Linked DNA regions of Homo sapiens: region 1 is linked to region 2. A link is a contact called in ENCODE Hi-C or POLR2A ChIA-PET data. All regions are on one chromosome and are shown on one strand. The core of a region is the stretch at or near the end of the contact, and the rest is flanking DNA. Distances in the headings are between cores, read along the strand shown. Region 1 overlaps KIAA0319L (KIAA0319 like). Region 2 overlaps KIAA0319L (KIAA0319 like).

Region 1 (6,332 bases), core at 1,532-4,031, 40 kb before region 2:
GGCTCATGTCTGTAATCCCACCACTTTGGGAGGCCAAGGTGGGCAGATCACCTGAGGTCAGGAGTTTGAGACCAGCCTGGCCAACATGGTGAAAACCCGTCTCTACTTTAAAAAATACAAAAATTAGCTGGGCGTGGTGGCACATGCCTGTATTCCCAGCTACTTGGGAAGCTGAGGCACAAGAATCACTTGAACCCTGGAGGTCGAGGCTGCGGAGAGCAGAAATAGTGCCACTGCACTCCAGCCTGAGCAACAGAGTGAGATTGTGTCTCCAAAAAAAAAAAAAAAAAAAAAAAGCAGCTACTGGCATATGTTATGACATGAATGGACATAAAAACATTACGCTAAGTAGAAGAACCTAAACACAAAAGACTACATATTCCATGATTCCATATTAATGCAAAGTCTAGAAAATGCAAATTTATAGAGACAGCAGATCAATGGATGCCTAGGACTGGGGGTGGGAATAGGGATGGCACACAGGAACTTTTGGATAAATGGGGACAAGGGAAGTTTTGGGGGGGTGATAGAAATGTTATCAAACTGTACGGCAGGAAAAAGACAAAAAAAAAAAAGATGAAATGTTATCAAACTGGATTGTAATAATGATTTACAACTCTATGCATTTACTAAAACCACTGAATTGTATGCTTAAAAGGAATGTTTCCTTATATAAATTATACCTCAATAAAGTCGTTAAAAAGAATACGTATGTAATGTATGATTCAATTTATTTAAAAATTACAGAAAATCTATAATGACTAAAAGCAGATCAATTTTCTAGAGGGGGTGAGAGGGACAGATTACAAAGCGGCAGAAGAAATTTTAGAGTTGATACATATATTCGTTATCTTTTTATGGTGATGGTTTTATAGACATAGAGATAGATATAAATAAACTAACCAAATTGTACACTTTAAACATGTACAGTTTATGATATGACAATTATACTTCAAAAAAGCTGCTTTCTAAAAGTATGGCACCCACAGAAGAACAAGTATTCCATGTGGGTGGAATGGAAAGGAGAAAGGAGTAACAAAAGAGCCATTCATGCACCCAAAAGCGTATTTATAACGATTGCACAATGTCCATTTTCCCCTCATTAGACAGACTGCTTTCATTTTTTTCATAAAATAAGTATCATCTCACCATTGTGTGCAAAGTTTTATTTAGAAACTATTGCTTTAGACAGATTCCCAGAAGTAGAAGAACAGTGTGACTATTTTAAAGTTAGGCAGACAGATTTTCATTTATTAAAATAATTTGTTTTAAAGAAAACCTTGTTTATCATTTTCAAAAATTTATGTACTGTATTTTTAAGGAAACAGAAACAGGAGACATGGAACAAATTATTTTATTTGAGAAACTATGAAGTAGGCTGGGCGCAGTGGCTCACGCCTGTAATCCCAGCACTTTGGGAGGCCAAGGCAGGTGGATCACCTGAGGTCAGGAGTTCGAGACCAGCCTGGCCAACGTGATGAAACCCTGTCGCTACAAAAATACAAAAAATTAGCTGGGTATGATGATGGGTGCCTGTAATCCCAGCTACTTGGGAGGCTGAGGCAGGAGAATCACTAGAACCCAGGAGGCGGAGGTTGAAGTGAGCCGAGATTGCACCACTACACTCCAGCCTGGGAAATAAGTGCGAAACTCCCATCTCGGGAAAAAAAAAAAAGAAACTATGAAGTAATACTAAAAATTTTTAGGGGATAATAAAGGGTTGGATGGAATTTCCTTGAGCAATTTTTTCTGGCACTGGATAGAAATAATAAAAACTAAACCAATTCTGAACAAACCTGTTTCTTCTTCAAGAATTCTTATTCATAATGATGAAAGGTTTCAATTCATATTCTCTTTCTCCATCTCTCCAATTCTCTTCTCTTCTTCCTTCTCCCTTCCTCCCTGCCTCCACTCTGAGGCTACCCTCTCCAAATCAAGTAAGCCAGGCCCAGCAATTAATGTCATAATTAAAGATAACAAAAGAAAACTCTCATCACTATCTATTCCATTTTGAGTAGGAGTCTGTAACGCCACACACAGGATGTTCACACTTACCTGGTTACATAATCACAATCCATATAGGGGTCCTCCTTGGTAAGGAACATGCTATCCTAGTTTCTACTTAATATTAAACAACAGTTTATAAAAATTCAGCTTTCAATACATTTTGATTTGAGACACAATGGTATTGAAATAAAAACCCACCACTGTCATTAATAAAAATCCTACCAATGGAAAGGAATGTCTTCCTGCAGTGGCATTAGTCGGGTCTTCTTCCTGCATTAGTGGGGTCTAATGACACACCACATCCCAATTCTCAGCAACTAAAGCTGAGACTGGAGAATATGGCAGGGTTTATCTTTATAGAAATTAATTAAAAGTTAGTCTTCTGAGAGTCTCCTTAGAGAAACTAAGACCATCCACTAAATAGGAAAGAGAGGGATGACACCTGTGGTGTTAACAAGAGATGGTCAAGTTCTGCCAGTTAGTAAGGAGTTGTTAAGGGACCCACACCAAAATCCCCATCAACTCTTGCTTCGTAGGTGCTACAGACTGAATGTTTGTGTTCTCCCAAAATTCGTATGTTGAAATCTAGCTAACCCCCAAAGTGATGGTATTAGGAGGTAGGGCCTTTGGAAGGTAATTAGGTCATGAAGTTGGAGCCCTTGTGAATGGGATTAGTGCTCTTAGAAAACGGACCAGAGAGAGTTTGTCTTCCTCTTCCACCGTGTGAGAACATAGCTAGAATGCAGTGTCTATGCAGACTGGCCCCTCACTAGACACCAAATCAGCCAGCACCTTCAGCTGGGATTTCCCAGCCTCCAGAACAGTGAGAAATAAATTTCTGTTGTTTATAAACCACCCAGTTTATGGTATTGTTACAGCAGCCTCAATGAATTAAGACAATAAATTAGCTTACAAAGGAGCCAATAAACGCAATTTCAAACTCACTGCACATACTAAAAACTAGATAAGTAGATTAAAGAACCAGAACTATTAGATTAGAGGAGAAAATGGGTAGCTATGAAGGGAAAAAAAAATAAGGAAAGGGTGTTGTGGTCCAAGAACTAACACAACAAAAACAAGCAAACAAGTAAAAACAAGTAAAAAAAAAAAAAAACCCTGAAAAACAAACCCAAAACAACAACAACAAAACATGAAGGGAAACAGCACTGCTTAGGTTTCTGTCATCAGTTACGTAAGATTATCCCTCTGTGGCTGCCCACACCCCACACCTCTATCTTCTGATAAGAGGTAAGCTCAGGCTTTACATGGAGCCAGCACAAGAGTTCTCAGAAAAAGAAGGCAGCAGATGGCTATCTGGGTGCTTGGCTCATTTATCCTCTAAGTCATTTATTTGTTCCACAGAAAGCCACTGGCTTGCTAAGGGTCAAAATGCCGTGTGTGATTATTGACTGGAAACAGGGAGACGATGCTGTTAGAGAGAACAACACTTCAGTCTTCCTACAGTCAAACCTTACATGCAGGGATACCTAAGTGGACTTTCATTTCCTGCGCTCAAATAAAGCACTTTTTTCTCTGGCACATAGCAGGATTGGCAGCAATTAATTGTCAGAACTGCTTAAGCTGTACACATTCTTATAATGTACACAATTAATTGGCTGAACTGCTTATACTGTACACGTTCCAGGACCCAATCAACAAGCCTCTGTGCTCCTCCTGCCAACAATTCAGAGGTTCATGGTACAGAAAGGGTGCAATACTTAAACTAAGCAGGACAGGCTTCACCCTCTTTAAGTTGAGAAACGGGAATATATTGATGACATTCCTTTCTACTTTTGGAATTGCAAAAGGTCCACAATATCTGCCTTTGGATTCAATATATGTATATTTCCAAAAGAGTGAAAAATGCAGACTGACAATCCAAATGCCTTTGCAGCTCTGCAGGCAGGCAAGACAAAAGCAATTTATGATACAATTTCTCTCCACTTTGGATGCAGAGTTGCTTGACCTACCTTAGTGAAAACAGCACAAACTAGAAACTGGTGCTGCTCGCCAGTCATCCCTAATTAGAATGAGATCTGCAGTGCATACTTTTCTCTTCCCTTCCCTAGTGCATTAAGCAGAAGTTTGAACTCCCAAGTTCTCTCCCAAAAGAAATGCCAAGGCAATTCTCAATGCACAAGGCAATCTTACCACCTTTCCAGAGCTATACATGGCCTTCAGGGTAAGAAGCTAGCTCCTAAGCATGATATATAAGGTCAAATATAACTTATCTGGATCTGAAGATTTCACTTTGCCCCATTTTTTTTTTTTTAGCAATACTTGCAGTTCTCAATATGTAATGCCAAGCTTTGTAATGCCTCCGTGCAACACTGCATGCAGCAAAAGCCCACTCCCAGTCCTGGGGTTCATAGTTCAAATTCAATATTCCTCCCCTCATGTCTATCCACTCTCCACATTAGACCACAAAGGTCTTGAAATCCTACTCACCAGCAGCAATTTCTTGCCACTGCCCACTAATGGTAAACTAGAAGAAAGAATTCTCTATAGCCAACACATCCTCAGGATCTTCCTTCCAGCATACACCTGAATTCTGTAAGACCCAAGTTTGAATTTTCACCATCCTCCAGGAGACTGTCAGATCTAAATCTACCATTTTTCTAACTTATCCATTTCTAATTTCACGGGCCATAATTATCCTATAGTATGCTGGAGGTATTTTCTTTGCTGCTGCTTCCCAATGTCCTCTGCAAACCATTATTCTTCTACCTCCCTGTGAAAACCTCTTCTCCTTTGCCATCTTGCTGCCACTTCAACTCTCATTGCAGCTATCATCTCCCAATTTACTCGTCACTCTTCCTATTTTACTGGTGACTTTGACATCTGGCTTTCAAAAGTCCTCCTCATCCCAAGTCCTACCTGAACAGTAAGAAAGGACAGGCCAGTAAGAGGACAGGCCAGGCGTGGTGGCTCACGCCTGTAATACCAGCACTTTGGGAGGCCGAGGCAGGCAGATCACCTGAGGTCAGGAGTTTGAAACCAGCCTGACCAACATGGAGAAACCCTGTCTCTACTAAAAATACAAAAAATTAGCTGGGCGTGATGGCTCATGCCTGTAGTCCCAGCTACTCGGGAGGCTGAGGCAGACGAATTGCTTGAACCCGGGAGGTGGAGGTTGCAGTGAGCCAAGATCGCACCATTGCACTCTAGCCTGGGCAATAAGAGCAAAATTCCATCTCAAAAAAAAAAAAAAAAGAGGACTGAGTCCGTACAGAATCAGCCTGCTTAGGTTCAAGTCTTGGTTGTACCACATACCTAGCTGTGTTGCCTGAGTTTCCTCATTTATAAAACAGGAACGGGCAGGCACAGTGACTCATGCCTGTAGTCCCAGCACTTTGGGAGGCAGAGGCAGGCGGATCACGAGGTCAGGAGATCGAGACCACCCTGGCCAACATGGTGAAATGCCATCTCTACTAAAAATACAAAAAAAGTCGCTGGGTGTGCCACACCCCTGTGGTACCAGCTACTCTGGAGGCTGAGGTAGTAAAATCACTTGAACCCAGAGGCAGAGGTTGCAGTGAGCCAAGATCGCACCACTGCACTCCAGCCTGGTGACACAGTGAGACTCTGTCTCAAGAAAAAAAAAAAAAGAAAAAAAAAACAGGAACAGTAATAGTAATTCACAAGATTTGCTGTATAGATTAAGAGTTAATACACGTAAAGGGTTCTGAATGGTACCTGGCATATAGTAAATGCTCAGTAAACATCAGTTATTGCTGCTGTCATCATCATCATCATCATCATCATCATCATCATCATCACCATCACCATCATTAAAGACTACCTCAGTGTCCACATGGGTAACTCATTTAACACGTTCTTTGAGCTTGCTGGGTTCTTTGAGCTCCTTGCCTCCAATAAACTTCTTCTCCACTCTACCCCAGCAACCCTCTTCCACAGCTCACCCTAGATTCTGCCATCAGAACTTTACCACCTCCAAAATCTTAAATTCAAATATTACATACTCTGACCACCGCCTCCTATCCTTCCAGCACTCACAATTACCCATTCCTCTGACATCTGCTTCCCATCATGGTAACCACTAAATGCCAAACTTGTCTACTTCTGTAGCGCCTTGCTATCTTTGCCTCTTTTTATACTTTCTCATACTATCTCTCATCACTCTTTTTACAACAACCTCGATTTCCATACCTCATTTTCCTTCTGTACAAACTACCTAGCAAAGTTCCTATCTTGGATGAATCAAATTATCAGGCTTTTCTTGACAGAGTTGCTGAGAGCTACTGAGGAGAATCACACAACTTAAAGATCAGTACCACTGTTATAAATGCATGATCTCCATCTTC
Region 2 (6,811 bases), core at 2,561-5,060:
TTTGTTTTCAAACAAAATCCCCTATCAAGATCAACAGCCCTATTCCACAATTGCTCTCTTCTATCTTTTGGCCCCCACCCCAAAAATCTGTGGTTAAAGCTTTAGTTCCTAAAGCTGAGATTCCTGCATTTGAATCTCAACCCAGTCACTTCCTAACTGTGTCATCTTGGGTCAAATTCCTTAGTTTTTTCATGTGTAAAACAGGAATAATTTTAACAGTACCTACCCTACAGAGTTATTAAAGATATAAAGGAGAAAATATATGCAAAGTACTTAACATGAGCCTGGCATATAGTATTAAAAAGCTCAGTATATATTAGTTGCCATTATTTATGTTGTTGTTGTTATACTTCATTTTAGCTCGGCCACCACTTTTTCCAGGAAGGCTTCTCCCATGAAACCTTCACCCCAAGATGCCTCTCTTCTGTGCATCCTACATATACCTCTATCATAGCATTTCTCTCACCAGATCATATTTGTTTGTCTACCTCACACACTCTGCCCTCTTTAAGTGCTGGGGTTGTATATTGTATGTGTAGGCCCAGAAAGATGCTTAGCACATAGTAGACATTCAAGGAGCTTTCTTGTTAATTTTAAAAGTTCACCCAATATTTAAATAAATTTGTGGGATTTTTTCTATACTAACAAAATCAAGCAAAAGATGTCAGCTCCAATATGGAATATCTTGAGTTATAGTCATTTGAATCAGATCCTTAATGTTAATTAATTTCCTTGGCTGAAAGAAGGAAGAGGCAAGAGAGAAAAGTAAAGTTCCTGGTTCACTAACAAATTAGAATGAGCTTTTCCAATTAAATTGGGGAGTGCACTGAATAGGAAATATGAGAGATGTGCAAAGAAAGAAACTGAAGAAAAGCAGAGTGGATAAAAAAGAGATAACTGAATAATATAACCAGCTGGGAAACAGCCTTTCCTGTCTAAACTCTAAACTAGAAAATCCTTTCAAATCCCAAAGAAATCTTTCCTCATGAAAGGACCAACCAAATTTCAGCTCCCTGAGCTACCTATTTCAGACCATTCGACTTCACTCAAAGGTGACATAAGCCTTCACCATGAAAATTTCTGAACAAAGCAACAGTGGAGAATAGCTTCCCAGTTCACCTAGGCAAAGAGCCATGCATCACTGATGACATCTAGATCCATTCACCTTCCCTTGTCCTGAGTAATGATGAAAAAGGAAAAACAGAAAAAGATACCTCAAAGTTCTGGTCACCTAGGTGAAAACAGGGAAACCACTCTATCACAATTCTAATGCCTTTAACTTCTACCTAAAACAACTTAATAAATCAAAAGTTTGCATTAATTGGATACAGGTGCTATTCCATTTCAAAAGACCCATCTGCCAAGGTTTAGCCCAAAGGCATTTTTCACAGCCAAGTATTAATCAAATCACTGGTGTAGCTGAAAATAGCTCTCCTACCATAAAGTCACCTGTTCAGAAACAATCCAGTCATCAAGGGCTTTATAATATTTAAAGGCAGATTGAAGGCAAATGATTAAGCTATGCACTTAAAAAAAAAAAAACAACTGTAACTAGGGGGTTACACTGCTGCATATGATGTACTCAGAATCTCCTGCTTCGCTTTTTCTCCCACCACCTTATGACTAAAAGACTCTGGAGAATGCTGTCAGCAAGGAGAGCACGCCTCCAAGCCACAGCTTGAAGGAGCCCACACCTCTCTATGTAATACTGTCTTTGTACTTCAAAAAGCACAGGTATTAAATTATAACAGATAAACTTTTGCCTATACATAAAAGTGGTTCTAAAAAGAAAGAATTGTTTTTCTAAAAAGAAAAGCACCTAGATATGATGTCGTGAATCTACCAATTCCCTGTGTAGCCCACTTGTAGATGGTATTGTTAAGAATCTGCAGTTGATTGCCATTTCTCATTGCAGTTATTACCGGCTGATAAATTATTTGCATTCAGCACAATCATACCAACCTCCCTTGGAAACCCACACAAAGAACCCTGAATCAGAGCACTATTTTGTTTTTTGGGAAGGTTTTTCCTTTCCTTTCCTTTTTTTTTTTTTTTTTCTGGCTTGTTTTGTTGTTTTTAAAGAGAAGGTCATTTAGAGGGCCGCAGCAGAAATATGTAAATTAAACAGAATTGTAGGCTTGGGAGGAAGTAAGGAAATAATATAGCTAGCCATGAAGTGTTATTTCAGCAGATATGGCCAATAGAGGAAAAGTTTATATCAATTTACCCATTGAAACTCTCTCTTTTTGGAGCATTATGTAAGCGCCATTAAAAAAAAAAAAAAAAAAAAAACTGCAGTGGGCTGAACTGGGACATGTGAGGACTCAATACAACCAAGCTTCAGATACTTAAATATCTCGAACCACTTTTTGCTTATAGCAAATAAAATGCAGAGCTACAGATGCTTTCTCATCTGTGTGTAAATGAAAGCAAAACTGTGTGAGTAGTTAGTATTCTTAGAATTTTTGAGAGCCAGTTTATTTAAATTAAATCAAAGCCAATCTGTATCTGTACAGAAATAATTTCTTAGGGCTCTTATTCTCTAGACTTACAGAGCTGTACAAACTCTTCCCTCTATCCCTCCCTCTAAGATAAAAAAAGTGAAAAGAGCTCTGTGGGTTAAAAGCCACTTCAAATGAATCTGGGAGGAGGAGGTTCAAAGGGATTAGAACATCCCATGTCTTACCAGCCTGCTATAAAACAGGGTTCAGCTATTCTCTGCCCCATTCTTTGTGTTCCCATAGCACATCTCGGAATTGATCATGCTTCTTTATGTTTCTACATCTCTCTCTGCCTCCATAGTGTGACCTCTCTAATGGCAGGAACTTGGTTTTATTTAGCCTGATATATTATTTGTTGACCTAAAATGCGTGTATCTATAGTATATATATAAAATACCTAGATATTAATTATCATTAATAATGTGAATTAAGCATCCTAGAGAAGGTACAAAAATGCAGTTAGGCCAGGCACAGTGGCTCACGCCTATAATTCCAGCACTTTGGGAGGCCGAGGCTGGCGGATTGCCTGAGGTTAGGAATTCAAAACCACCCTGGCCAATACAGTGAAACCCCATCTCTACTATAAATACAAAAATCAGCCAGGCATGGTGGCACGTACCTATAGTCCCAGCTACTCGGGAGGCTGAGGCAGGAGAATTGCTTGCAGCTGGGAGGTGGAGACTGCAGTGAGCTGAGATCATGCCACTGCACTCCAGCCTGGGCAACAGAGTGAAACTCTGTCTCAAAAAAAAAAAAAAAAAAAAAAAAAATGCAGTTAGCTTATTTTAAGGCACTGACTGAATGTGAGATAACACATATAAAGAGCCAGAGACCACAAATATTAGGAGAATGTAATCTAAGTCAACACCATAATGTGGCACTGACATTCGGGTAATTTCATATTGTTTGGTTTATTTATGGCAATCATGTGGCTTTTAATAGACTTCATTTTTCTGACGTGTTTTTACTTGTGTTTTTTTCTTATACCTCCATTTTCAAGTTAATTGTAAGTCACATTCTACTGACAGAAATGAAAATATGGGCAAATTGGTCAACACTCCTGACTGCCAAATTATCTAGTATAGACTATCTCTAACTGCACGGAAACTGGCGTTTCCTTATCCTCATCTGTATAATGGCAACATTTCTCTGCTGCTTCAAAAAATGGTATTAATTCTAGGCAGGGAAATAAGAACACCCAAATGTTCTTCAGTGTCTCTCTCTTTCTTTGACACACACACACTACCCACAGGGACACAGCAAAGCCCTGGAAACATATCGTACACATACGGCCTTTACTCTCCACCACTTCCTCTCCACTGACAGAGGCAGCCATGCTGCCAAGGTAGCAACCCCCACATGAAATACAAAAGAGTGGAGGCGAAACAGCTCAATCAAAACAGCTTGGGAACGGAAAGGAGGGTATGCTTGTCAGAGAAAGTCTCCAGGGATAGGCCAGAAAACTTTTGTTTCTGCCTTGAACATCCTGAGCAAATAACCCTGTTCCAGGTCTGCAGACCTCAGGTCAGGGGCCAACTCCTCCCTTTAACTTTTCACAGAAGGCGTAATAGGAAAACTCGCTGTTATTTGAAAAGTCCATTGTGAGAAATGTCAGAGTGCAGCTTATAAGCATACCCTGGGGAGCACAGCTGAGAGCAATTTTGAAAACCAAGCAGTTAGAAACTGATGAAGTAGAATGCACAGGTAGAAGACAGCTTGGCACTGCTTCAGCATATGGGGCTGCTTGCTTCAGGCCAGATGCCACAGACTGACCCAGCAGGATGCAGATTACTCAACTTTCTGAGATGGAAGCTGGCTCTTCAGCTTTTCTCTACAAGGCTGCTTCATTTATTCTGATTAAGATTCATTCACTGTAGCCACCCCACTTCCATAAGCCTCCAGCTGACTCTGGTTGCCCTCAGTTAAGGACAATAAACATTGAGCTGTATCAAAAACAAACAAACAAAAAACAGAGGAGCCATTTCTTAACAGGCAGGATGGCAGTCCTCTTGAAATGGTGAACTTGAATCTGAAATTAAGGCTACAGAAGTGAAACTGAATCAATGTTACCCCCCACTCCATCTCCCAGGTCTGGTAATATTAGTCATTCCCCTTATTACCTAAAAGTGAAAGAATTCATAAGCATACATTTATTTCAAACTCAAATGTGCTGCTGGATTAGAATCAAAACATAATGTTAAGCCAGTTGGAAGAAAGAGAGCATTCCTAAAAATCCTGTCATCTGCTGAGGGAGTTTAAAAAGGGGAACTGAAGTGAGATGCACTGGGCACCCATCTTTAGGGCAGAGTCTGCAGTGGGTAGAGTTCCAGATAGGCCTTGGCTGGCATTCCTCCCTGCTTCTGTTTCCCTTTGGACAGCGTCTGTGATGGCTAACTCACCATTCAGGGACATTCATAATTCTTTCTCTTCTTAGGGCATTTTATAGTTTCCTTTTGTGATTGGCCAGGGAAGTTCAAGATTTATATAATTGGTGCTTGCTTCATGCTAAGCATTGGAATGGTTCACCTAAGATCCTGAGTAACAAACCTGATGCCAAAAGGGCAGGAGCACCCTAATGCAGAAGACTTTCAAGTGCTGATGGGCTGGGTGTATCTAACGCCCATGAAATCACCACAGGAACACACTTCCAACTTGGGGGCAAAGGCTGCAGCTATAGCACTCTTTCCACATTTCCAAATAACCACTCTAACTGCTTATTCAGGAAATGTGGATTATTAAAGGTGAGAGAGACAGAGCACTGGATAGAAAGGAAAACTGGAGATATACCATCTTGTGGACAGGAACTTCACTTACATAATTCTTGGCAGAAGGTTATTCTATTAAGACCAGCTTGAGACATCAAATTGTCTAGTCTCCTACATTCCCAGGATTCTGCAAAGAAGACTAGGTCTCTATTGTCATGGCATTACCTTGGGACCCTAGGGAAGCCTCAAACTCCTTGAAGGGAATCTTGATGTCAGCAATGCCATCCCTCTCAAAGGGAATTTCTGTTCCCTAAGAATGGCAAAGGTATTAACAGACTGCAAGCTTCATGAGGGCAGAAACCGTATCTGTCTTGCTCACCAATGTATTAATTTTCCCTTTTTTTTTTCTTGAGACAGTCTCACTCTGTGGCCCGGGCTGGAGTGCAACAGCGTGATCATGGCTCACTGAAGCCTCGACTTCCTGGGCTCGAGCGATCCTCTTACCTCAGTCTCTCAAGTAGCTGGGACCACAGATGCACACTATCAAGCACAGCTAACTTTTTATTATTTTTTTGTTACAGGGTCTCACTATGTTGTCCAGACTGGTCTCAAACTTCTGGCCTCAAACGATCCACCTGCCTCGGCCTCCCAAACTGCTGGGATTACAAGCATGAGCCACTGCGCCTGGTCTTACCACTGCATTTCTAATGCCTAGGATAGCAGGCACCTGATAAATATGTTTTGAAGGAAGGAAGCACAGGACAAACTCTGCAAGCTACTTCTTTTTTTTTTTTTTCCTTTTTTTTTTTTTTTTTTGAGATGGAATCTAACTCTGTCACGCAGGCTGGAGTGCAATGGTGCAATCTCAGCTCACCGCAACCTCTCCCTCCTGGGTTCAAGTGATTCTTCTGCCTCAGCCTCCTGAGTAGCTGGGATAACAGACATGCACCACCACACCTGGCTAATTTTTGTATTTTTAGTAGAGACGGGGTTTCACCATGTTGGCCAGGCTGGTCTTGAATTCCTGACCTCAGGTGATCCACCCACCGCAGCCTCCCAAAGTGCTGGGATTATAGGTGTGAGCCACCGCGCCCAGCCTACAAACTACTTCTAACCCAAAACCCAAAAGTGTTGTTGAATCAGCCCCAGTCAAAACACTGTCCTGACCAAAGACAGAGCCAACCTGGCCTACCACAAGGCCTTGCCAAGCATGGGCACATATCAGTTTTGGGGGAAGTGAACTAGGGCAGAGAGCAAGGTGGAGTCGTGGCAGCAGAACAGAGTCCTCTTCCAGAGGAAATGTTTCCTTAGCTGGGGGAAGAAACAAGTGGCCCATCATGCTCCTCAGTGGCATATTACAATCACGGAAAATGCACAATACAATTCATTCTGTCATGGGCTTCAATTAGTCTCAGACCTGTAAAGCTATATGAATGGAGGCCTACTTTCCCCAATAATACAGAAGGCCCAGCTGCCTACCTCATACTTAATAATGTGCAGACAAAGCTCCCACTGGACAGAGGTTTAAGAAGCTAGCAGAGAACTCAACCCTCCTGCCTGCTGGGTCATCTGGCGGTTAGACAAGAATTTAACCATATTAAACTT

What was found. A loop is a pair of places that touch in the nucleus more often than their neighbours do. ChIA-PET counts read pairs that join two places held with the same protein, here RNA polymerase II (POLR2A). Pooled maps may share reads with other maps.
Region 1: a loop to region 2 is called in a map of heart left ventricle, with 2.3 times the contacts of the local background. The contact joins two enhancer-like sites. A Hi-C loop is called at or near these places in 13 of 168 maps with a recorded cell type or tissue (CD4-positive, alpha-beta T cell, CD4-positive, alpha-beta memory T cell, CD8-positive, alpha-beta T cell and 7 more), 29 of 37 single-sample maps with no recorded cell type and 17 of 50 pooled maps. POLR2A ChIA-PET finds 5 or more read pairs at or near these places in 24 of 52 experiments (AG04449, BJ, CD4-positive, alpha-beta T cell and 19 more).

What each region holds. Positions count from the first base shown.
Region 1 is chr1:35,496,675-35,503,006 of GRCh38, forward strand. The region is part of intron 3 of KIAA0319L (KIAA0319 like); the gene reads right to left. Among named protein-coding and RNA genes, the nearest start is that of KIAA0319L, 58 kb to the right of the region's middle. RefSeq lists an enhancer at 3,154-3,448. Within about 2 kb of position 2,782, at least 2 of the 41 ENCODE cell types and tissues checked have a DNase peak (open chromatin) inside an H3K27ac peak, as active enhancers do; they include CD4-positive, alpha-beta T cell, where a contact is called at or near this core.
Region 2 is chr1:35,535,346-35,542,156 of GRCh38, forward strand. All of the region lies in intron 2 of KIAA0319L (KIAA0319 like), which reads right to left. Among named protein-coding and RNA genes, the nearest start is that of KIAA0319L, 19 kb to the right of the region's middle. RefSeq lists enhancers at 4,604-4,653, 4,704-4,793. Within about 2 kb of position 3,811, at least 9 of the 41 ENCODE cell types and tissues checked have a DNase peak (open chromatin) inside an H3K27ac peak, as active enhancers do; they include CD4-positive, alpha-beta T cell, where a contact is called at or near this core.